Regions from separate parts of the Homo sapiens genome. Here all the other regions are linked to region 4. A link is a loop called in an ENCODE intact Hi-C map of the cell type or tissue named here. Cell type or tissue: B cell. All regions are shown on one strand. Region 1 has its middle 54 kb from the start of HEPH. Region 2 has its middle 120 kb from the start of MIR223HG. Region 3 has its middle 140 kb from the start of MIR223HG. Region 4 has its middle 29 kb from the start of MIR223HG. Region 5 overlaps MSN (moesin).

Region 1 (5,000 bases), 120 kb before region 4:
TTTTATTTTTGAGACAGAGTCTTGTTCTGTAGCCCAAGCTGGAATGCAATAGCACAATCACAGCTGACTGCAGCATCCACCTCTAGTACTCAAGTGATCCTCCTGCCTCAGCCTCCCGAGTAGCTGGGACCATAGGTTTGTTTTTTTACTTTTAATTTTTTGTAGGGATGGGGGTCTCACTATGTTGCCCAGGCTGGCCTTAAACTCCTGGGCTCAAGCTATCCTCCTGCCTTGGCCTCCAAGGTGTTGTGATTACAGGTGTGAGCCACTGCACCTGACCAGACTGTGTCATTCTTATTCAAAACTCTCAGCTGATTCCCACCACAGTACATGAAATAAGTCCAGCATCTGTATCTGACATTTACATTCTTCGACAGTTCAGCCTTATCCTCTGTTTTTTATTCCTTCTTACCTCACCTCTGTTCTCATTCATGTTGCGTGTGTGTGTGTGTGTGTGTGTGTGTGTGTTACAGACACACACACATCTTTTCACCACACAGGGTAGTTATTCTCTTTTCATGCCTTATACCATTGTTTCTCAAACTGACTATGGTGAAGGACATTTTTTTTAAGTTCTGATCTATCACAAATCAATACTTTATGAAATATAAGAATGGATTATTAGAAAAAATGATGATGTTTGGATGTAACAACAATGTCACGTTACTATATAAGTTTCTAAGGAACTACTCTCAGTTTTTATACTTATGTGATCAACAACCAATAACAAATGGTTTGCAGACAAGCATCATTCCACGGACCACAATTTGTATAACACTGCCATTAACTTTCCTATATCAATGCCTTTCATCAAGCCATTTCCTTTCCTGGACTGCCCTTTCTTCCCAACTTCATTCCTAGTATTTGCTTACCAGAGTTTTCATCTTTCAAGTCCCAGCTCAAATTTTACCTCCCTCTAGAAGTCTCATATACCCCAGTCAGAATTAATCTCTTTTCACAAATGCCCACCGTGCTTCATTTATAAGACAAACACAGTGCTTATCACAGCCTGATTTTTTTACTGAGATTTAATTCACATACTATACAATTCACCCATTTAAAGTGGTCAATTCTATCATATTTAGTATACACACAGTGGTGCAACCATAATTACAATCTAATTCTAGAATATTTCCATCACACCAAAGGAAATCCCCTGCTGATTAGCAATGACACCCCATTTCCCCCACTCCACACTTTATTATAGCCTGACTTTATTGTGGTTATTTGGATATGTATGTCTCCCTTTTAAAAAGTTGCATATTCTTAGAAGAGGGATATTGGCAAGGGGACGTTACTCATCTCTAAAGCAGGAACTATGAAGGAGTGTAGATAGGCTACAGTGTTGTTTTTATAATATTTATCACACATTTGCTAATCATTGAATTGTCTGTTTTATAGATAAGTTACAGACAAATCATTTGTTGAATGTTATAGACAAGTTTCAGAAACCTCTGCTTTAGAATCACCTTTCTTCAATAGCAGCATTTATTTCTCATGGCTTTATTCTCTGGGAATGTACAGATGTTAAGGAAAACTACATCGGCTGATGATCATTCACTCTCAAATGAGTTAGCCTTTTTCATTTTTTTTCATTTTCTGTGTTCAACAGGTTAGCAGGGTTTTTTTTTAATAAAGCAATATATATGAGATTCATCAAATATCCTGATGCACATTTTCTTCCTATGGAATTCTGTGGGAGAATTTTTATTCCTGTGACAAGTTTTCTAGAAAAACAAGTCTGAATTTTTCTATTTTGTGAGGTTTCTTGTGGAGATATATGATATATCCCCAACCACCGCAGGCATAATTCACTATTTCCTCCTGTATTCTCCCAAACACTTTTTATGGTCCTTACTCCAGTATTCAATCATGTTGTGTTAACAGTAGTCATGAAGGTATTTGTATTTCCTGCTAAATTATTAGCTTCTTGAAGACAGAAATTGCATCTCATTGGCCTGTTCATCCTCCACAGAGCCTAGCCAACTACCTGAGATGGAGTTGTGTTCAGTAAATGTTTGTTAAATGGATAAATAAGAAAATTAAAAGTTTTAGAGTGGAATGGCCATGGGGATATATGTTAGCTTGTTTGGTTTTAAATGTATTCTAAATTGAGAAATAATATATCTTTATTTTTAAAAAGTGGATCTTCAATAAAAAAAAAGAATCCTAAGTCATAACTTTTATATTATCTCCTCTAATAGAGGATGCGGGAATTAGAAATGAAAGTTAAACCTTTCACCACATGGGGGAGAAGTAATGCTTCAGAAAGTAATTCCTGAAAGAAATATGTCCCCTTATAAAATATATTCTGGCAACTCCCCCTATTGGTTAGGCATAGATTTGCAGCTGCCCTTGTTTAACCCCTTTCACCCCAAAGCTGGGGGTGCGGGATGTCGGGCTCTGTTTACCTAAAGTATTTTTACCTTTGACACATGTGTCAAGAAAACCTGAGGGAGAGTTTTTATTAAAAAGCAAATTATGATTTTCCTAGACTAGAAAATTCCCATGAAATTATTATTCTTAGTGAATATCAGCAGGGTGCCTGGACTACGCATAACATGCTTTATCATGTAGGACAGATGCCCTCTAGAAAATGCCCCACGGTATATTTCAGGGAAGTATAATCAGATAGAGTATGCATACAAACTTCAGACCAAAAGTGTATGATCTATTCAGGAGGATCCTGACCGTCCTTTGGAAGGGCGGGGTACCAAAGAGAGTGAGTAGACTGTAATATCTCCTTGGGACAAAATATAAGTTGGATAGGATTCAAGAATTCAAAATTCAGAGAGGAATTCTCACGCATGTGTTTAAAGTATTGCATACGAGGTAGCTCAAATAAATGTAGAGAAGATAGAGGGGTTTATGTTTAAAGATAAAAGGGGGAAAACTACTAAAGAAAAATAAGAAAAAGAGATAGAGTGATATAGAACCTAATAAAAGATCAAAGAAAAAAATACGTTTTCTTCCCATATCCAGTTTGAGTCTCTGGAGGAATTTGAAGATTGAACAATGTAGTCTCATTTGTAGCTTTTTCCATAGCAAGAACATTTTATTTATTGCCCTAGGTTATCCAGGAAATAGAAGCTGATTACGCCCCAGAAAGAAAGTAGTCACTACTCACATGAATTGACACATGAAGGCCTAGTGTCTAATATTTCAAAGGAAGTACTTATAAAGTTGAGGTTGCTTTTGGTTAGAATTCAGCTGTAGCTTTCTTCCTAGCAAAGTACATTGAGATTCCTCATGCTCGACACAGAGTAAGTTTAATATCTTATCACTTAAAGTACAGTGATCTTTATAATAATAAAATTCTGAAAACTAGGATTAATAATTTAAAGCATAAATGTTAGTCATTCTTGTGACTTATGTTTCAAATATGAGATAAAAAGTTCCCTTTTAATTTTCAGCAAAAACAGTTATGAGTGGTATTTTAAGCCCAAGAAGAAGAATTCTATGCCAAGTTTTGTTGCTAGATTATGATGGTATAAAGAATGTGATTCATATCCTCATCAGGGCATTTAAAAAACACTGCTCATAAACCGGAATAAGACAGAATCTCCCTGCATGTCTTTGGAAACCAATGCCTTCCTGAGAGAAGGCACAAAGGGAAAGTTAGACTTCTTAACACATGAAGAAACAATATTTCTGAAATAGTATTTTCATGTATACATACTCTGGCTAACAGCTACTGGTATACTTTGCTTCTTTCCTTACTTAGTTTCTGTGAACTATGAAACTCTGTGTGTGTTCATTAATCCAGATTCCTACATGAGCTTAAAGGAACAGGATAGGTAAGCCACATCTAGTTTCAACAAACATTTCAAAGTACCTCATTATGCTTGGTTACCATCCTTTCCTGACTCACTCTTAAGATAAACCAGACTGCACCTGGAAAGTAGCAGTTCCTTGCATTTTAAGAAGTATCTTACTGATACCCACTTAGCTTTCTCTGGATTAGTTATGTAGTCATTGTTGTGACTTTCTTCTTACATTAAAATACATACATATGCATATGCAATGCCTCCAATTCTTGTTTATTCAGAGGCAGGTGATCTAGATTGTCATCTCTTCAAGTCTCTTTGTTTCTTCTTTCTCATACTACCTTTATTTACATCATTTCCAAAGAGTGAGCAGAGCATTAAAAGGAGATGAAATTCAAATCAGTTAAGTCACGCTTTGGGTTCCAAGATGGCTGAATAGGAACAGCTCCAGTCTGCAGCTCCCAGTATGATCGACACAGAAGGTGGGTGATTTCTGCATTTCCAACTGAGGTACCTGGTTCTTCTCACTGGGACTGGTTGCACAGTGGGTGAAGCCCACTGAGGGTGAGGTGAAGCAGGGTGGGGTGTCACCTCATCCAGGAAGTGCAAGGGGTCAGGGATTTCCCTTTCCTAGCCAAGGGAAGCTGTGACAGATGGTACCTGGAAAATCTGGACACTCCCACCCTAATACTGTGCTTTTCCAATGGTCTTAGCAAATGGCACACCAGGAGATTATATCCCATGCCTGGCCCGGGGTGGGGGGTCCCACACCCAGAGCCTGCTCACTGCTAGTGCAGCAATCCAAGATTGAACTGCAGGCAGCAGCCGGGGTTGGGGGAGGGGCATCTGCCATTGCTGAGGCTTGAGTAGGTAAACAAAGCCACCAGGAAGCTCGAACTGGGTGGAGCTCACCTCAGCTCAACGAGGCCTGCCTGCCTCTGTAGACTCCACCTCTGGGGGCAGGGCATAGCTGAAAAAAATGCAGCAGAAACCTCTGCAGACTTAAACGTCCTTGTCTGACAGTTATGAAGAGAGCAGTGGTTCTCCCAGCATAGAGTTTGAGCTCTGAGAACGGACGGACTGCCTCCTCAAGTGGGTCACCGACCCCCGTGTAGCCTAACTGGGAGACACCTGCCAGTAGGGGCTGACTCACACCTCATACAACTGGGTGCCTCTCTGAGACGAAGCTTCCAGAGGAAGGATCAGGCAACAATATTTCCTATTCTGCAGCCT
Region 2 (5,000 bases), 92 kb after region 4:
ATCTAACTGTGTAGGTCAAAAAATATATTAAAAATGGAAGAGCAAGGAGATATTGACAAATTACACTACTAAAATACGAAATATAACACACCTTTTTCTCAGTGTTGATGAAGCAAACAAAAAGTCAGTAAAGATATAGGCAACTTGAACAAAATGATGAACACATTTGAAATAATACACATATTATAGAATTTTGCACCCAGCCATTGAAGAATACATATTTTAAGGCATGAACGAGCATTTGTGAAAATTATACCATAAAGTTAACCTCAAAAAATTGCAAATAATTGGTATCCTGCAGCTCAACAGAATGCAATTAATTTAGAAATTAATAGCAAAAAGATAATTAAAGAGACATTTAGGTATAGAAAAAATATACTTTTAAACAACTCATGAATCAAAGAAGATATCAATGGGAAATCTGAGAATATTTAGAGCTGAAAAAATAAAATAGTACATAACAAGACTAAAGCAGTATCTGTTAAGAAATTTTTGGCTATAAGTGTTTACATTAGAAAAGACAAAAGGCTCAAAATTGAAGGTATAAACATCCAACTTAAAAAGTTATAAAAGGAAAAGTATAATAAGCCCAAAGAAAGTAGAAGGAAGGAATAACACACACATAATTTCACAAAGTATTGTCAGATTGTTCTTCAGATTACCCTCCCACCAGTAGTGCCTGAGTAGTGCCTATTTCCTGGTATGCTCACCAATACTTAGTGTTTTTCTCTTACTTTTTGTCAATCGTATCCATGTAAAGTGGCTTTTCATTGTTTTAACACATACTTCTCTGTTAACCAATAAACTGAATAAATTTTTATTTACTAATGAACTATTCAGGTTTCTTTTTGTGAATTATTTTATTTTATCATCTTCAAATATTTATTAGATAGTTGAGAGATATTCAAGAGATACAACTACATGATTGGTGACTGAACATGGGCATTAGAGAGAGGGAAGAGTCAAGAATGAGAATATCAATTTTTTGTTGTTGTTTGTTTGTTTGTTTGTTTGTTTTTTGAGATGAAGTCTCACTGTCACCCAGGCTGGAGTGTGGTAGAATGATCTCGGCTCACTGCAACCACCTCCCAGGTTCAAGTGATTCTCCTGCCTCAGCCTCCCAAGTAGCTAGGATTACAGGCACCCACCACCACACCGGGCTAATTTTTGTATTTTTAGTAGAGACAGGGTTTCACCATGTTGGCCAGTCTGGTCTTGAACTCCTGACCTCAGGTGATCCACCCACCTTGGCCTCCCAAAGTGCTGGGATTACAGGTGTGAGCCACCTAGCCTGGCTGAGAATGTCAATTTGGACATTGAAGTTACTTCCTCTCACCAAACAGCCCCATTTCTGCCATTCTTCATGGGCTATGGTGGCCTGCTCTTTTGTAATTTGACTTTTTGTCCTCTGAGCCAATAGTAGTTTGTTAATATTCCTCTAAAAGAGTAAGTCTCAGACTTGGAAAAAGTCCTCCAGGTCATCTGGTAGTGAGGCTAGGGCATGAGTTACATCTTTCTTGGAAGCAGGTTGATTCCAACAAAAAGATTTAAATTGTCCAAACACAGACAGCCTTTCTTCTTTTCATTCATCTATTTCATAGATGCTTTCTGTCAGTCATAAAGTACTGCTGTTTATGGAGACTGTCACTTTTCCTTGGGACACAAGCCAAATCACATGCTCCACTCAAGGTAGGTCAAAAGTATCCTTTAAAACAACAGAATAAAGTAGTATTTATGAGCACAGGCACTGAAGTCAGTCAGACATCGAGATTTGAATCCTGTTCTCACAATTTGTTATCTGTGAAATTTTGCACAAATTACATGATATCTCTGAGCCTCAGCTTCCTCACCTGGAAAATAACACCTATATCTTTGAAATGTTGTTAAGATTAAATGAGATAATGCAATATCAAGATCTTTGAACATGGCTATTCCTCCATGAACATTAATAATTGTGTGCTATTATTATTTGCCAATGTAATCATGCATGATTAAAAAGCAGAAATAAATTACACAAGAAGCATAATTAAATGTAAAGAACACTGATTCTGGAGTTAGGAAGCCTGAGTTCAAGTTCTAACTCTATCACCACTATTGAGGACTCTTGAGAATAGAAGAATAAATGTGTTTCATGATAAATAACTAGGTTGCTTCCAAGATGACCAAATAGTAACAGCTCCAGTCTACAGCTCCCAGCAAGATCAACAGAGAAGACGGGTGATTTCTGCATTTCCAGCTGAGGTAACTGGTTCATCTCATTGGAACTGGTTGGACAGTGGGTGCAGCCCATGGAGGGTGAGCCGAAGCAGGGCAGGGAATCGCCTCACCCGGGAAGTGCAAGGGGTCAGGGGATTTCCCTTTCCTAGCCAAGGGAAGCCATGAATGACTGTACCTGGAGGAATGGTACACTCCTGCACAAATACTGCACTTTTCCCAGGGGTCTTCGCAACCAGCAGATTTGGAGATTCCCTCCCCATGCCTGGCTCGGCAGGTCCCACACCCACGGAGCCTTGCTTGGTGCTAGCGCAGCAGTCTGAGATTGACCTGTGACACTGGAGCTTGGCAGGGGAGGGGCATCCACTATTACTCACGCTTGAGTAGGCAGTTCTATGCTCACGGTGTAAACAAAGTGGCAGGGAAGCTCAAACTGGGTGGAGCCCACCACAGCTCAGCAAGGCCTACTGCCTCTCTAGATTCCACCTCTGGGGGCAGGGCATATCTGTACAAAAGGCAGCAGACAGCTTCTGCAGACTTAGATGTCCCTGCCTGACAGCTCGGAAGAGAGAAGTGGTTCTCCCAGCATGGCGTTTGAGCTCCAACAATGGACAGACTGCCTCCTCAAGTGAGTCTCTGACCCCTGTGTAGCCTGACTGGGAGACACCTCCCAGTAGGGGCCGACAGACACCTCATACAGGTGGATGCCCCCCTGGGACGAAGCTTCCAGAGGAATAATCAGGCAGCAATATTTGCTGCTCTGCAGACTCCACTGGTGATACCCAGGCAAACAGTGCCTGGAGAGGACCTCCAGCAAACTCCAACAGACCTGCAGCTGAGGGGCCTGTCTGTTAGAAGGAAAACTAACAAACAGAAAGGAATAGCATCAGCATCAACAAAAAAGACATCCACACCAAAACCTCATCCATAGGTCACCAACATCAAAAACTGAAGGGAGATAAAACCAAAAAGATAGGGAGAAACCAGAGCAGTAAGGCTGAAAATTCCAAAGACGAGATGGCCTCTTCTCCTCCAAAGGAACACAACTCCTTGCCAGAAAGGGAAGAAAACTGGATGGAGAATGAGTTTGACTAGTTGACAGAAGTAGGTTTCAGAAGGTCAGGAATAACAAACTTCTCTGAGCTAAAGGAGCATGTTCTAACCCATCACAAGAAAGCTAAAAACCTTGAAAAAAGGTTAGACGAATGGCTAAGTAGAATAACCACTGTAGAGAAGAGCTTAAATGACCTGACGGAGCTGAAAATTACAGTATGACAACTTCGTGAAGCATACACAAGCTTCAATAGCTTATTCAATCAAGTGGAAGAAAGGATATCAGTGATTGAAGACCAAATTAATGAAATAAAGTGAGAAGATAAGTTTAGAGAGAAAAGAGTAAAATGAAATGAACAAGCCTCCAAGAAATGAGGGACTGTGTGAAAAGACCAAATCTACGTTTGATTGATGTACCTGAAAGTGACGGGGAGAATGGAACCAAGTTGGAAAACAGCCTTCAGGATATTCTCAGGAGAACTTCCCCAACCTAGCAAGGCAGGCCAACATTCATATTCAGGAAATACAGAGAACACCACAAAGATACTCCTCGAGAAAAGCAACCCCAAGACAAAATTGTCAGATTCACCAAGGTTGAAATGAAGGAAAAAAAGTTAAGGGCAGCCAGAGAGAAAGGTCAGGTTACCCACAAAGGGAAGCCCATTAGACTAAAAGCAGATCTCTCGGCAGAAACCCTACAAGCCAGAAGAGAGTGGGGGCCAATAATCAACATTCTTAAAGAAAAAAATTTTCAACCCAGAATTTCGTATCCAGCCAAACTAAGCTTCATAAGTGAAGGAGAAATAAAATCCTTTATAGACAAGCAAATGTGAGAGATTTTGTCACCACCAGGACTGCCTTACAAGAGCTCCTGAAGGAAGCACTAAACATGAAAAGAACAACCGGTATCAGCCACTGTAAAAACATGCCAAATTGTAAAGACAGTAGATGCTATGGAGAAAATGCATCAATAAATGGGCGAAATAACCAGCTAACATCATAATGACAGGATCAAATTCACACATAACAATATTAACCTTAAATGTCAACAGGCTAAATGCCCCAATTAAAAGACACAGACTGGCAAATTGGATAAAGAGTCAAGACCCATCAGTGTGCTGTATTCAGGAGACACATCTCATGTGCAAAGACACACATAGGCTCAAAATGAAGGGATGGAGGAAGATCTACCAAGCAAATGGAAAGCAAAAAAAAAGCAGGGGTTGCAGTCCTCGTCTCTGATAAAACAAACTTCAAACCAACAAAGATCAAAAGAGACAAAGAAGGCCATTACATAATGGTAAAGGGACCAATTCAACAAGAAAAGCTAGCTATAATAAATATATATGCACCTAATACAGGAGCACCCAGATTCAAAAGCAAGTTCTTAAAGATGTACAAAGAGACCTAGACTCCCACACAATAATAGTGGGAGACTTTAACACCCCAATGTCAATATTAGACAGATCAACAAAACAGAAAATTAACAAGGATATCCAGGGCTGGAACTCAGCTCTGCACCAAATGGACCTAATAGACATCTACAGAGCTCTCAACCCCAAATCAACAGAGTATGCATTCTTCTCAGCACCACATCACACTTATTCTAAAATTGACCACATAATAGGAAGTAAAACACTCCTCAGCAAATGTAAAAGAACAGAAATCACAACAAACTGTCTCTCAGACCACAGTGCAACCAAATTAGAACTCAGGATTAAGAAACTTACTCA
Region 3 (5,000 bases), 110 kb after region 4:
GGGCTGTGTGGATTGAAGGGATCCAGTGACGTTTACTGAGTAATTGAGAAGGTACTGATCTCTAAACCTCAGTGCTTCATGTCCTTCCCTGTGATCTTGGAATGTAATTCGTCACTACACGTTTGGCCAGAAATTGTCCCCAAACTTGCCAGCCCATGTCTTGATCTCTCAGTGACCCCTCCCTTCAATCATGGCTCTCTTTAATATCACTCACCTAGAGCCTTGACTCACCAAGAGTCTTGCCATGGACTCTCTTTTTCTCTCCTCTGGACCTCCAACCCCAGTCTGTCTCCCCTGGGTTCCCCTAGCCCCTGCCCCTCTCTCTACAATGGCCCCAGTCTCACCTCTTCCCCTCTCTCAGCCTCCTCTCAGCCCAATTCAATACAGCTTTATTCTCTAGAGCCTTCTCTGCAGCCCCTGTCCCTGTCACTGTGCTGTTGGATTTACACCAGACTCTCTCCCCTCCCCTTTACAGCTCTCCCACAGCCCTTCCCCAGAGCGGTCTCAGGGCCAGAGGCTCTCCCCAGCCCAACTGGGACCAACACATTCCAGTCTGGTGCAGCAGGGTCCCAGGTGACTCATGCCCTTATTTAGCAGGCAAGGAGAAGCCTAGCTGGATGGCCAGAAGGCAGGCTACTGGGAAGTTTGAAACCCTTTAACAGAGCCAGCAGGCCGACCACATCATCTCTGGTCACTGAGCTGTTTCGTGACAGTCCAGGTTGCAGTCCAGGAGCAAGTTGTGCAGTCCAGGAGTAAGTTGTACAGTCCAGGAGCAGGCTGTGCAGCCGTGCTCCAACGCTGTAGGCCCTCTTCTCTCTCTCCCTCTCTCCTGATACCTAGGCCACACTCACTTCCTGGCCTTCCAGGCACTCCCACCAGTCGGGGCCACCGGGACTCTGGGCAGTAGGTTGCCAAAGAGAGCTTTGCAGCTGTGGCATCCCCACCAAAGCTCCAGCTGCAGGCACTGCAGATTTCTCACCTGCTGGAATTGCAACCCTGTGGTGCACACCTCCCCCATCCTTCGGGTGAAGGCGGCACAGGACAAGCCCTGCACTAGCCAGCCATGTCCCAGATCTGGTTAGCCAAGGCACGTGGACACCTGAAACAAGGATCCGAGCAAGGTAAGTAGTTGGGGCCGTAGGAAAGGAACAGGTGGCCATTGCGCTCTATGGCCACCAAGATGCATGCAAGGGTGTGGTGGGAGATAGGGCTGAGGGAGGGAGCACCTCAGGACCAACTCCACCCCTCATAGCTTGGAAGCCCTGCCAACATCCCACTTTCACACCCCAAACTTGGAGGTGTTGAAGCCACCACCAAGGTGCGAAAACCACTTTTTTCTTTCCTGCCACGCCGGGAGAGCGCCCTGCAGAGTCAGATCCTGAGAGAGTAGGCTGCCATGGGCCTCTGTAGAGCTGGAATTCTCCCTAGTCTGAGAGGTGCAGCCTGGGCAGAGACGCCTGAGCCCCCTCTCTAGAATGCAGGTGATGACTCCCTACCCTACCTAACACTCGGAGAGGGCAAGGATTTCCCTCTGCTCCATCCAGCTCCAAGAAGCTTTTCTCCACTAAGCCACAGTTTATTCATATGTCAAATGGGGATACCAAAATCCATGCACAGAGCTACTGTGAGGATTGCAGTCGGTAATGCATGTGAAAAAGCACAACACAGATTTTGGCAGACAGTGTGCACTCACTTTTACTTCTTTCCTCTTGACTCTCCAACCTTTAAATGATAGAATTCTGGCACATTTCCTGCGGGGTTGGATTCTGCACCACCTAAGCACAAATCATGCTGAATTAGCTACCTCAGCATCAGGCTTAGTAGGAAAGTGGGGGTTGGCAGACAAGGTCCAGAAAAAACAAACAAACAAAAAAAAAAACCAAAAAACAACACCAGAGAGGAGAAACCAAGGTGACTGAAGAAATTCAGGAAGAGAAAGAGGCCAAGAAAGTGGAAAGAGACACCAGCAGGGACATAGAATCTGAAAACAAAGTGGAGCTCTGGGGATTTGAACAGGGAAACTACAGGAAAAAAAATTAGACCCCAGAAAAAAATGGGTGAAGCCTCAGAGATCTAGAGAGGATACTAGAAAAACAGATGATGCCACAGGGACATAGGGGATAGGGAACTCCAAGAGACCAAGAAACCCCAGAAACCTAGGAAAGAGGTAAGATTACAGAAAATGGATGAAGCACCAGTGATACAGGGAAGGGTCTCAAAGAAACAGGACTGCAGAAAAGGCATAGAATCATGAGGAAGAAGAGAAGCGTTCCTAAGAGAACAGAAAACTGCAGAAGAATATTAGAAAGGTATTGTGCCAGGGATTTAGGTAGGGGAACATGGAAAAGAGAAAAGCCCACAGGTCTCAGATGGCAGATAGGAGGCAGGACTAGCTTGCAGCTCCCACTCAGACAGACAGAGCAGCATGTGAAGACTCACATCATGAACTTTTGCTCCAAGAACTACCGCAGGAACATACCAGGAAAACTGAGAGAATTCACAGACCCTCTGAAGGAACTGGAGCCACTGTAGGCTCCCTGAGATACCAAAAAACTGAGTCTACTTGCTTTCTCAGCAAGGATGCTGGTGGTCACTCGGTGCTGTTGGGGGTGGGTGTGCACAGTGGGAGTGAGACTGGCCTTTAGAACTGCAGGCTCCTTGGGAGCAAGGTGAGGCCTGTGACTGTCTGATTTCCCCTACTTCCCTGGTTACCAGTATGACTCAGCAGAGGCAGGCATAATTCCCCTGGGACTATAACTCCATTGTCCTGGGAACCACACAATCGCAGTGAGCCCTGCCCAAGGACAGTGTGAGCTCGAGTAGTCCTATCCCTGGCTCCACCTGGTGGTGTTTCTCTACCGGCCTTGGTTGACGAAGACAAAGGACATAATCTCTTGGGAGCTCTGTGGTCCTGCCCACCACCTGAGAAACCTGAATACTAAACCAGGCGACCCCAAGGCAAGTTTCTCTCTATACTTCTGCAGCTGATACACTCTTGAAAGCACTACCTCCTGGCTGGATGCCAACAAACAACCCTCCTAGATTAAAGCAGGAAGAAATAGGAACTCTGAACAGACCAATAACAGGCAATAGGAAAAGGATTCCGTATTTAATAAAATGTACTGGGAGAACTGGCTAGCCATATGCAGAAAATTGAAACTGGATCCCTTCCTTACACCTTATAAAAAAATTAACTCAAGATGGATTAAAGACTTAAATGTAAAACCCAAAACTATAAAAACCTTAGAAGAAAATCTAGGCCATACCATTCAGGACATAGGCATGGGGAAACACCAAAATGGCACATGTATACATATGTAACAAACCTGCACATTGCGCACATGTACCCTAAAACTTAAAGTATAATAATAATAAAATTTTTTAAAAAAAGAAAACGCCAAAAGCAAAAATTCACAAATGGTATCTAATTAAACTAAAGAGCTTCTGCACAGCAAAGAAACTATCACCACAGTGAACAGACCACTTACAGAATGGGAGAAAATTTTTGCAATCTATCCATATGACTGAGGTCTAATATCCAGAGTCTGCAAGGAACTTATACAAATTTACAAGAAAATAACAAGTAACCCCATTAAAAAGTGAGTAAAGAACATGAACAGATACTTCTTAAAAGAAGACATGTATGCATCCAACAAACATATGAAAAAAAGCTCAACATAACTGATCATTAGAGAAATGCAAATCAAAACCACAATGAGATACCATCTCATGCCAGTCAGACTGGTGATTATTAAAAAGACAAAAAAAAATTAGATGCTGGCAAGCCTGCGGAGAAATACTCTGTTGGTGGGAATGTAAATTAGTTCAACCATTGTGGAAGACAGTGTGGCGATTCCTCAAAGACCTAGAACTAGAAATACCACTTGAGCCATCAATCCCATTACTGGGTATATACCAAAAGGAATATAAATTATTCTATTATAATAGAATAATTATAATAATAATTATAATAGATACATGCATGTGTATGTTCATTGCAGCACTATTCACAACAGCAAAGACACGGAATTAACATAAATGCTCATCAATGATAGCCTGGATAAAGAAGATGTGGTACAAACACACTGTGGAATATTATGCAGCCATAAAAAGGAATGAGATCATGCCCTTTGCAGGGACATGGATAGAGCTGGAAGCCATTATCCTTAGCAAACTAACGCCAGAAACAGAAAACCAAGTACTGCGTGTCCTCACTTATAAGTGGGAGCTGAATGATGAGAACACATGGACACAAGTGGGGAATGACATACACTGGGGCATTTCAGAGGGTGGGGGGTTGGAGGAGGGAGATCATCAGGAAGAATAGCTAACGGATGCTGGGTTTAATACCTAGGTGTGGGCTGATCTGTACAGCAAACTACTGTAGCACACATATACCTATGTAACAAACCTGTACATCCTGCACATGTACCCCTGAACTTAAAATAAAAGTTGGAAATAAAAAAAAAAACAAGGAAATCCTTTTTTGTCCCTAGGTCACAAATACATTTTCCTAATTTTTTTTAATTAACTTTACAAATTTTTACTAACTTTACATGTTTCATCTTTAATATTTAGATGTTTAATCAATTTTGAATCCATCCTTGTATGTAGTGTTAGCCAGGGATTCAGTTTTATTTTTCTTAATATAGTGAGCCAGTTTTTCCAACATTATCTACTAAATAATCCATTCTGTCCCGATTAATTTTTGGTGGAACCTTTATTGTATATTAGGTTTTCATTTATACTGATTTTTTTTCTTACTTGTCTGCTTCCTTCAAATGAGAAGATCTACTTGACAGCAGGGACTGTCTGACTTGTATGCTCAGGACATAGCACAGTGCGTAATGCATAGCGAGTGCTCCATGAATATTTCCTGATTGAAATAATAAATAAATGCAGCAACCATAATATTTTTTCTGAGCCTATTAATTGACCGCAACTTGGGATAAAATATTTTCAACTTTAAAGTGAACATTTATGTTTCATGTATTTTGCAA
Region 4 (5,000 bases):
TCCTCATCTGTTAAAAAGGATAATAATGCTACACACCTAACTCATAGTGTTTTGTGAAGATTTAAAGGAAAATTATATATATAAATAAATATGTGTGTGTGTATATATATATATATATATATATAAAATTGAGGTTCATCCCCTGTCATCAGACAAAGAGAAAGTCAGTTATCAAAGAAAAGCAGCTAATGGCAGAAGAAGCTGCAAGGACTGTTTTATCTGGTAAGAAAAACTACATTAATTATTTGGTATATTTCCAGTTCCTGAATCCATAAGCATAAATGTTGTTCAACTTGCCATGCATTTCCGAGGGTTCTCTTTATTCCCGAATAACCCTATTTTGTAGAGTAAGAATGACCTTTGACTGGGTGCAGTGGCTTATGCCTATAATCCCAGCACTTTGGGAGGCTGAGGCGGGAAGATCACTTGAGGTCAAGAGTTTGAGTCCAGCCTGGCTAATATGGCGAAACCTTGTCTCTACTGAAAATACAAAAATTAGCCAGGCATGGTGGTGCATGCCTGTAGTCCCAGCTACTTGGGAGCCAGAGGCAGGAGAATTGCTTAAACCCAGGAGGCAGAGGTTGCAATGAGCCCAGATCGCACCACTGCACTTCAACCTAGGTGAGGGAATGAGACTCTGTCTGGAAAAAAAAAAAAAAAAAAAAAAAAAAAAAGAGGACCTTTATTGAAAATTTGGCTCAGAATGGAAACATGTCACACTGACCAGAACAATGGCTCAGTGTGACTCCTCTAGCTCTCAGGACCCTGAGTCTGGAGAAATTGTGCAGGAAATGGAAATTAACCATGAAGTATGCTAATGAAAGTGTTGTTAATGAGCCTTCACTAAGCTTGTGGCTTTAGTGCTTCTTTAAGTACACTTCCTAACAGGAACTGGTAGCAAAAGCACTGAACTTGGAATCCTACTCTGCCTCCTTCCCCTAGTTGGGGGCAAGTTCATCTCTGAACCTTTGTTTCTTCTTCTGAAAAATGAGGACCTGATTTCACCTCCTTACTTCTCTCCTAGGGTTGCCGAAGAACCCAACGCTCGTGAGAAGTCTTTGTTCAAGGGAAGCCTTATACATGTGAGGAAGTAAAGTTAGGAGGCTGATAATTATTAATACATGCACCCAAATAAGATGTGGGGAAAGAAGGAGCACTATTTGGAAGTATTATGAGAATACCTGTGTGATTTGAGGCCAATGTATTGTGACCTGCATGTTTTTCATGGAACAGCAACCATCCCTGAAAATATTCTGGAGGTCAGTGGATAAATATACTTTGATAAACAAACATTTGCTTCCTACCCAATCTCTAGGCCTGTAAGTAAAGAGGAAGGCAGAGCAAACAGGACATAGTCTGCATGTTGATTTGTTTGAGGCTGGTCCAGATGTCTGGAATCTATCCCATTATTTTTCAGTTAATTTCTCCACCTTTCTCCCCCTCCTCATTTTTATCATCCGAAGGCCTAGAAGGCAGGAGACCAGGGTTTCATTCCCATTTGGTCTTGGACTCATATTATACCCCTGGACAGGCTTAAAAATAGTTTATTTTGTTATTTTTTGGCCTGCTTGACAAATAAACTAAACAACTTAGTATGTGGGGGTATGGTAATAGCCTAGAAAATGTATTTACTTATAAGCTTCAGAAATTGTGTAAAAAGAGAGAATGAGGCTAAAGTCCAGAATACTCTGCCTGGCACACAAAGGCTGCCACAATCTGGCTCCAGGCCCCACTCCCCCAACTCCTTCATCCCCTTACTCTTTATCTGAAAATGTCTTATTATTTCCCCATACCTATACCTTAGTGCTGACTGGTTCCTTGTCCTGAAATAATCTTCCCTTCTCCCTCTTCTATAACAGGTAAATTACCCTATATCCTTGATGATCCAGCACATCCAACATGACTCTATCAACAATATAATCACATTGGGTTATAATTATTTTTGTCTCTCTGTCATAAGAGACTGGGAGTTCCCTCAAAGACAGTATCTATTTATTTCTATGTCTTAACACTATTCCTACCACAGAATTGTCAACTGGCATTTATGGAAGGGAGGGTGAATGAAAAGGGAGAGATGGAATGAGGGAGAACAGAAAGGAAGAAGGGAGGAAAGTGAATTGGATAAAAACCAGAATTCCAAGTTCAGATATATGGTTTGAATTCTAATCCAGTCACTTTGTAGTTAAGATGCTTTGTAGCTGAATGTGTAGAGCAAATTAACTTCACATTTCTAAGCCTCAGTTTCCTTATCTGTAACACTGGGCTAATTCTCTCTAGGCCTGTCTGCTTCACTCACTCCACTGCATGGAATAAGGGAGGGAGAAATAAGAGAAGGTAGAGATGAAAGAGAAAACAAAGAGACAGAAAAGAAAACTGCAATCTCTGAGAAAGGGAAAAGTTTAAGGTTGGGGTAAGTGTACCTCCGGTTGTAGGAAACAAAAACCACTAGAGGGCAATGTTAACGCAGGGAAATTTTCCCTAGTAACAAAGGGAACAACCCACAACTGGATGGGCCAGGTCACACAGGAGCCAGTCCTGATGGAGCTCAGTCAGAACTGTGAATCCCCTGTTAGGTTTGGTATGTCGCACCCCAGATGACTGACATATATAAGAGCCACAGCTGCCTAGTATTCACAAATGGTAAGAGTGAGTCATTATTTGTTAGAATAAGGCTGCTTGAGATTGTTAGCGTCTATCACTAAGTTACAATGTGTTTGAGTTCTCATAAACATGCTGGAATGCCACACTTCTTCCTCCTCACAGCAGGGTCTAGAGTCTGTCTTCTTGCCTGTCAGGCTGTCTTGCATCACTACACAAACTCTAAGACCCTCCCGGGCACCATGTTTTTACTCCTTTCCATCAAGCACACATTGGATTACAGTGTTTACCTGCTCAGAAGCCACCTGGTGCTCTTCATTGCCTCCTAAAGAAAATTCAAAACTTTCAGCCTGGTTCTAAAGGTTTATTATAATCTGGTACCAACAAACTTTACCAGTGTCCCTCTTTGCCCTTTCATCAACCTCCGTGGAGCAGCCAGGCTGGACTGTTCCCTAGTCTCTGAACATATCCTCTGCATAGTTCTATTGACTTGACTTGGCTCCGTCCATTGGAATCTTCCATGAGATGAAACCTTAATTATCTTTAATGACATTGTCACACAACATTATTCCCATAGAAGCTTTCCTAATTCTACTAGTCACAAATTATCAGATGCTTGAGACTCGTCTGTGCTTTATCTATGCCTTTCACTTATGGCATTGATCACATTCTACCTTATGTTAGATTTGTTTAATTTATTTACTTATTTATTCTTTTGCTTAACATATATTGGTTGTATATTTTATATCAGTTCCCATGTGAAGGACTCATAAAAGATTAAGGCTTAATTCTGGCTCTCCAGGATCTAAGTGTCAAACTAGAGAATGACAGATATATAACACCACATTAGTTTTGCGCATGTTACGTGATAACAAAGGCACATCAAAGGATTGAGGAAGCTAGATTGGAGCCATACTGGAATGCCAAAAAAAAAAGAGATAGATAAGAAGACAGAGAGTGTATCTTCAGATAACTGCTCTATCAAATACTTAGCATGTCAATAAGTATTGACTCTATCCAGTAGAAAATGCGGCATTATAAGGGAGTTTTTAATTGGAGAGTGGGCCAAGGATTTGTGAATTGGGCCAAGGATTCCAGAGGAGATAAGAGGGGCAATTACAATACATGTCTATTTTCCCTACTAAATGTGAAGTTGCTTGGGAGCAAGAATTTTGTCTTACCAAATTATGCCCCCATGTCATCTGGAACAGGGCCTTTGTTATTGAAAGTTTATGCATTTGCGGAGTTTCCAGATTGGAAGAGACTTTAAGGATTATCTAGTCTTTGTTCTACAAATGAGAAAGGGAAACTATGAGAAATGAAGTGGGTTTTTTTCAGTCAACCAGTTTCTTTTTCTTCTTTTTAAAAAAATTATTATATTTTAAATTTCAGGAAACATGTGCAGAACGTGCAGGTTTGTTACATAGGTAAACGTGTGCCATGGTGGTTTGCTGTACCTATCAACTCATCACCTAAGTATTAAGCTCAGCATGCATTAGCTATTTATCCTGATGCCGTCTCTCCCCACCCTCCTGACAGGACCCCGTGTGTGTTGTTTCCCTCCCTGTGTCCATGTGTTTTCACTGTTCAGCTCCCACATATGAGTGAGAACATTCTGTGTTTGGTTTTCTGTTCCTGTGTTAGTTTGCTGAGGATGATGGCTTCCAGGTTGATCCATGTTACTGCAAAGGACATTATCTCATGTTTTGTTTTGTTTTGTTTTGTTTTGTTTTGTTTGGGCTGCATAGTATTCCATGGTATATATGTACCTCATTTTCTTTATCCAGGCTACCATTGATGGGCATTTGGGTTGATTTCATGTATTTGCTATTGTGAATAGTGCTGCAATAAACATATGTGAGCATGTATCATTAAAACAGAATGATTTCTGTTCCTTTGGGTATATACCCAGTAATGGGATTGTTGGGCCAAATGGTATTTCTGGTTTCAGATCCTTGAGGAATCACCACACTGTCTTCCACAATGGTTTAACTAATTTACATTCCCACCAATGGTGTAAAAACATTCCTATTTCTCCACAGCCTTGCCAGCATATGTTGTTTCTTGACTTTTTAATAATCGTGATTCTGACTGGTGTGAGATGGTATCTCATTGTGGTTTCGATTTGCAATTCTCTAATGATCAATGATGTTGAGATTTTTTTCATATGTTTTTTGGCCGCATAAATGTCTTCTTTTGAGAAGTGTCTGTTCATGTCCTTTGCCCACTTTTAATGGGGTTGTTTATTTTCTTCTAAATTTATTTAAGTTCCTTGTAAATTCTGGATATTAGACCTTTGTCAGATGGGCAGATTGCAAAAATTTTCTCCCATTCTGTAGGTTGCCTTCTCACTGTGATGATAGTTTATTTTGATGTGCAGAAGCTCTTTAGTTTAATTAGAT
Region 5 (5,000 bases), 260 kb after region 4:
ATTACAGAGCCATATAGAACCATGATGTGTCTGACTATAGAGCTTGTACCTTTTCTTCTCTAGCATGCTATGTCCTAATGCCAAGTACTCATATGAGCTTACGACTCCTGAGCTTCTCAAGTGATTAATTGCCTTGTCTCTCCTTTGGCCCAAATTTCCCATCCAGGTAATAAACTTTGATCACTTCTGCATCGAGATATGCTTCCTGGCATTCCCACTAGACCCAAGCGACAACCACTTTGGGGAGAAGCCATGTCCCCCAAGTCATCGACCTTCATTGCTCACCAGGTCACCCTTCCCCTTCATAGCTTGGATCAAGTATCAGGAAACCTGAGCAAAATGTTCATGTCTGTCTCCAACTAGCTGTATGATATCAAGGTAGCATATTTCCTCTCTGGGCCTCGCCTTCCTTATCTATCCAAATTGGGGAGTATGGCTTCAATGATCTCTTTTTTCTCTTAAGTTCTATCATTGTACTAATTACATTACAAGGTTATTTTGCAAATGGTTAATAAAAACAATCCCATTTCCCAGCTACCTCTTGCTGATGTGGATAATTAGAAACATGTTTAGAAAAGATCAGTGGGGGTGGGAGGTAATGAGGAAAGTTCAAAAGGCTTCCAGAATTCAATGGCCAGTTGATTCCCTGACTCTAAGTCAATAGGCAGCTGGAACTGCCAGAAAGTTTCAGATGGAGAAATGTGAATGCTTATGTTGAAATGTAATATTGGCTTTTTGCAGAGGATGAAGGTAGTGGGTGGGCGTGAACAGAAAAGATTTTTTTAAAGCACCTTGTATATCATCCTAGATCTAAACAGGGCCCAAGGCCCAATTAACAGTTCTAATCATTTTCCACAGGGTTGCAGAAGAATAGTGTGTCCAGATGCAATTGGTGGGAAAAGGCAAGATCCAAGAAACAATCCAGCTGAGAGAGAGAGAAAAAAAAAGAGAGAGAGAGAGAAGACCCACTGAAGATGCTGAAGAGAAGAAGATGGACCATGAGGGCCAGGATATTAGGTCATGGGGGGAGAACAGACTTGGAACAGAAGTAGTAGAGCAGTGCTATGGTTTGGATGTGGTTTGTCCCCACCAAAACTCATGTTGATGCTTCATTGCCGGTGTGGCAGTGCTGGGAGGTAGAATCATTAAGAGGTAGTATGTAATGAGAGGTGTTTCAGTCATGGGGACCCCTGTCCCTGTGAATTACTTGACCTTTTGTCACATTATGAAACAGCACAAAGGCCCTCACCAGAGGCTGAGCAGGTGCTGGTGCCATGCTCTTGGACTTTACAGCCACTACAATTAGGAGACAAATAAGCCTCTTTTCTGTATAAAGTAACTAGCTCCAGGTATTTTATTATAAGAACATAAAATGGGCTGGGCGTGTTGGCTCACGCTTATAATCCCAGCACTTTGGGAGGCTGAGATGGGCAGATCATGAGGTCAGGAGATCGAGACCATCCTGACTAACATGGTGAAACCTGGTCTCTACTAAAAATACAAAAAAATTAGCCGGGCATGGTGGTGCGTGCCTATAGTCCCAGCTACTCGGGAGGCTGAGGCAGAAGAATAGCTTGAACCTGGGAGGTGGAGGATGCAGTGAGCTGAGATTGCACCACTGCACTCCAGTATGGGTGACAGAACAAGACACTGTCAAAAACAAACAAACAAACAAACAAACAAAAACAAAACAAAACAAACATAAAATGGACTCAGACAAGCAGCAACTGGTCTTTGCCTGTACTAACAGACTAATTGTAGAGGCTAAGAGACTCCAAGACTGAAAGGAAGTGAGGTAGGCACAGACTATGCAGCCAGTCCCAGAAATCCCAGGAGTGAGACCGTTAGCCTCTTTTTGCACCACGTTGTCTGTTTCACTATTGGGTGGGAGTAGGGGTGTGATAAGAGAAGGAGGATTAGCCAGGTGTGGTGGCTCATGCCTATAATGCCAGCACTTTGGGAGGCCAAGACAGGTGGATCACCTGAGGTCAGGAGTTCAAGACCAGCCTGACCAACATGGTGAAACCCCGTCTCTACTAAAAATAGAAAATTAGCTGGGTGTGGTGGCACATGCCTGTAATCCCAGCTACTTGGGAGACTGAGGCAGGAGAATCGCTTGAACCCAGGAAGCAGAGGTTGCAGTGAGCCGAGATCGCGCCATTGCACTCCAGCCTGGGCAACAAGAGTGAAACTCTGTCTCAAAAAAAAAAAAAAGAGAGAGAGAGAGAGAAGGATCATGGTGACTAAAGTAGTTCTGAGATCCAGAGTAACTCAGGAGAAGTTGGGCAAAGTAATACCTAAAGTGATGTCAAAAAAAAAAAAAGAGAGAATTCAGGCTCAGTGCTGGGGGGAGGGAGGGTGATCTCTCTGAGCACTGTCTCTTCCTTTGTGAACATAAAGAAATCAGAAACATAAATGTTCCACTTCCTTAGGCTCTAGGGCTTAAAGAGATGAGTAATATCTCTCAGCCTGCACTGAAGTCTCAAAGTGAGAAATTGAGGACGTGGCGGGAAGGAAATATGGTCTGAAATCAGAATTGAAACTGAAAAAGAACAAAGAACAAAAATGGATGACTCCTGACCCCAGGCTACAAGGAAATCTCTAAGGCCCATGGGGGTGCTGTGAACCATTTTATCAGGCAACTCTAAACCCCTTTTCCAAGCCAAGTTTTTCTTGCTTCCAGCTTTGCTTCCAGTTGAGACCTCCATTCCAGAGGAAAGAGAAACCTTATTTTCAAGTGAGAGCTTAGCATCTAGCTTCCAGTTCCAGGAATAACCTCTGTGGCTCCAGTGACTAGGGTCCTTATCATTCCACTCTGAGAAATGGTCCTATCCCTGAGGAAAAAGAAAATTCTTTATTGGCTCCCTTTGACCCGACAGCCAGCTTATCGGATCTGAGCCAGTATTTCTCAAAGCTCCCATGGAAAAAATCCTTAAGCAGCAGAAAATAATGAATGCATATACCCAAGGGACATAGGGGGTGTGGTAGGATGGGGTAGGGGGAGATAATAGGTAGATGGCTGTAACCCAGCTATAATTTCTTTGAAGCCTCAGGTTTAATTATTTGTGCAAATTTTATATTCTACTCCATAAATAATGAATTTTTAAAATTATTGCAAGTAAAATTAATGCTCTAGAATACTAAACCACATTCATCTCACAGCTTTGTATCCCTCCTGGAACCTGCCCCATACACCTAAAGAAAGTAGGACTTCAGTTTTTAAGACACTAGCTTAAGAAACTGGAGGTTGTGTATTCTACTCAGCTCCATGACTGTGGAGAGTTACAGGGTTCAAGCAACATAAAATGGAAAACTGAGGTGCAGTGAAAAGAAAAGATCTGCCTTGGAGTACATCCTCGTTAATTATCAGGAGCTTCTGGAAGCAAGAAAAAAAAACCCTTTACCTCCTTTTGACATGTGGAGGCAACCTACATCTGAGGTCTGTAGAGGGGAGCGGAGATCAGGTCAGCTTAGGAGCCCAGAGATTCTCTTCTTGAATCCCCCATGCATTTATCTGAGTAAACAAACTAGTGATGTCATCAGCCACTTCAAAAGCCCAGAAATTCTCTTCTTGAATCCCCCATGCATTTATCTGAGTAAACAAACTAGTGATGTCATCAGCCACTTCAAAAGCCCAGAGCATGGCCGGGCGCAGTGGCTCATCCTGTAATCCCAGCATTTTGGGAGGCTGGGGCGGGGCAGATCTTTTGAGCTCAGGAGTTCGAGACCAGCCCAGGCAACATGGTGAGACCCCATCTCTACTAAAAATACAAAAAGATAGCTGGTGTGGGCACCTGTGGTCCCAGCTACTTGGAAGGCTGAAGTGGGAGGATCACTTGAGACTGTGGGGTGCGAAGGTTGCAGTGAGATCACACCACTGCACTCCAGCCTGGGTGACGGAGCGAGACCTTGTCTCCAAACACACACACACACACACACACACACACACACACACACGAGCGTGCACGCCTAGAGGAGAATGAGGGAGTAATGCTGGAGCCACAAGAGAAGAACTGTGTGAGAAACAATGTGCAAAACTGCATCAATGCCCAAACACCTGAGACCCCCAAGATACCATTACAGATTTGGCAGCATCTGCATCAGCCACCCACCTGAAAGCAAATTATTGCACCACTGGAAAGCACCAAGATGGGCTACCACTATTGCTGTTTCTGTTATTACACATTGCCTGTGGTCAAGTGGTCACCTGCTCTATAACAGAGAACATACTCAGCTGAGGTTCTAAGTTTCTTTCTTTTATCGTTTTTTGTTTGTTTGTTTAGAGATAGGGTCTTGCTGTTAACCAAGCTGGAGTGCAGTGGTGCAATCATAGCTCACTGTAACCTTGAACTCCTGGACTCAAGTGATTCTCCAGCCCCAGCCACCCAAGTAGCTAGGACTACAGGCATGCACCACCATGCCCAGCTAATTTTTAAGTTTTTGTAGAGATGGGGTCTCGCTATGTTGCCCAGGCTGGTCTGAAGCTCCTAGCCTCAAGTGATCCTCTCACCTTGGACTCCCAAAGCACTAGGATTACAGGCATGAGCCACCATGCCCAACCTAGCTAGGGTTCTAAGTTTTGGAAGCAGGTAAAGTGGAAGAAGGTTCCAGAGGACAGTTGATCAAAAGCATTAGAAAAACTGGAAATGCTATGTGCCCTGGTTTAAGCCCCAGCTATACCACTTCCTAGCTATATGACCTTAAACAGATAATTTCACCTCTGTAAGCCTCAGTTCCTCATCTGTAAGATGGAGATCCTCCTACTATAATATATGTTAGTTATTTTATAAAATGAAAAAAAAAAAGGTTTACTGTCCTTATTGCAGAGTATTCAAGTCCTAAGTACTTTACTGAGCCAGAAGAACTTCCTGATTTCATAGCTCCCTCATCTGAACTCTCAGGGCAATGCCACCTACTTTAGTCCTTAATAAGAACCACCAATATTAGAATGCTTGGTATGCACCAGGCATTTTACTTATTTGAGGATTAAATCACAAAAT

Evidence for each region. A loop is a pair of places that touch in the nucleus more often than their neighbours do. Peaks named below come from ENCODE experiments on the same cell type or tissue, not always from the same donor. Only the 100,000 strongest peaks of a DNase experiment are listed, where the experiment ranks them.
Region 1: a loop joins it to region 4, with 12 times the contacts of the local background. A loop is called at or near these places in 4 of 110 quality-filtered maps.
Region 2: a loop joins it to region 4, with 2.3 times the contacts of the local background. A loop is called at or near these places in 3 of 110 quality-filtered maps.
Region 3: it touches region 4 in a loop (5-fold over the local background); 13 of 110 quality-filtered maps call a loop at or near these places.
Region 5: it touches region 4 in a loop (2.6-fold over the local background); 7 of 110 quality-filtered maps call a loop at or near these places.

What each region holds. Positions count from the first base shown.
Region 1 is chrX:66,107,629-66,112,628 of GRCh38, reverse strand. No RefSeq gene overlaps it. Among named protein-coding and RNA genes, the nearest start is that of HEPH, 54 kb to the left of the region's middle. In B cell, CTCF peaks have their summits at 2,115 and 2,314 (motif pointing left); a DNase peak (open chromatin) is centred at 2,338.
Region 2 is chrX:65,891,968-65,896,967 of GRCh38, reverse strand. No RefSeq gene overlaps it. Among named protein-coding and RNA genes, the nearest start is that of MIR223HG, 120 kb to the left of the region's middle. In B cell, no CTCF peak of the experiment used is centred here; a DNase peak (open chromatin) is centred at 2,577; H3K4me3 peaks cover 843 bases; H3K27ac peaks cover 211 bases.
Region 3 is chrX:65,869,872-65,874,871 of GRCh38, reverse strand. No RefSeq gene overlaps it. Among named protein-coding and RNA genes, the nearest start is that of MIR223HG, 140 kb to the left of the region's middle. In B cell, no CTCF peak of the experiment used is centred here; a DNase peak (open chromatin) is centred at 2,881.
Region 4 is chrX:65,983,890-65,988,889 of GRCh38, reverse strand. No RefSeq gene overlaps it. Among named protein-coding and RNA genes, the nearest start is that of MIR223HG, 29 kb to the left of the region's middle. In B cell, a CTCF peak has its summit at 2,426 (motif pointing right); a DNase peak (open chromatin) is centred at 2,479; H3K27ac peaks cover 1,454 bases.
Region 5 is chrX:65,721,362-65,726,361 of GRCh38, reverse strand. The region is part of intron 2 of MSN (moesin); the gene reads right to left. Among named protein-coding and RNA genes, the nearest start is that of MSN, 56 kb to the right of the region's middle. RefSeq lists a silencer at 3,281-3,575. In B cell, no CTCF peak of the experiment used is centred here; a DNase peak (open chromatin) is centred at 2,491; H3K27ac peaks cover 4,240 bases.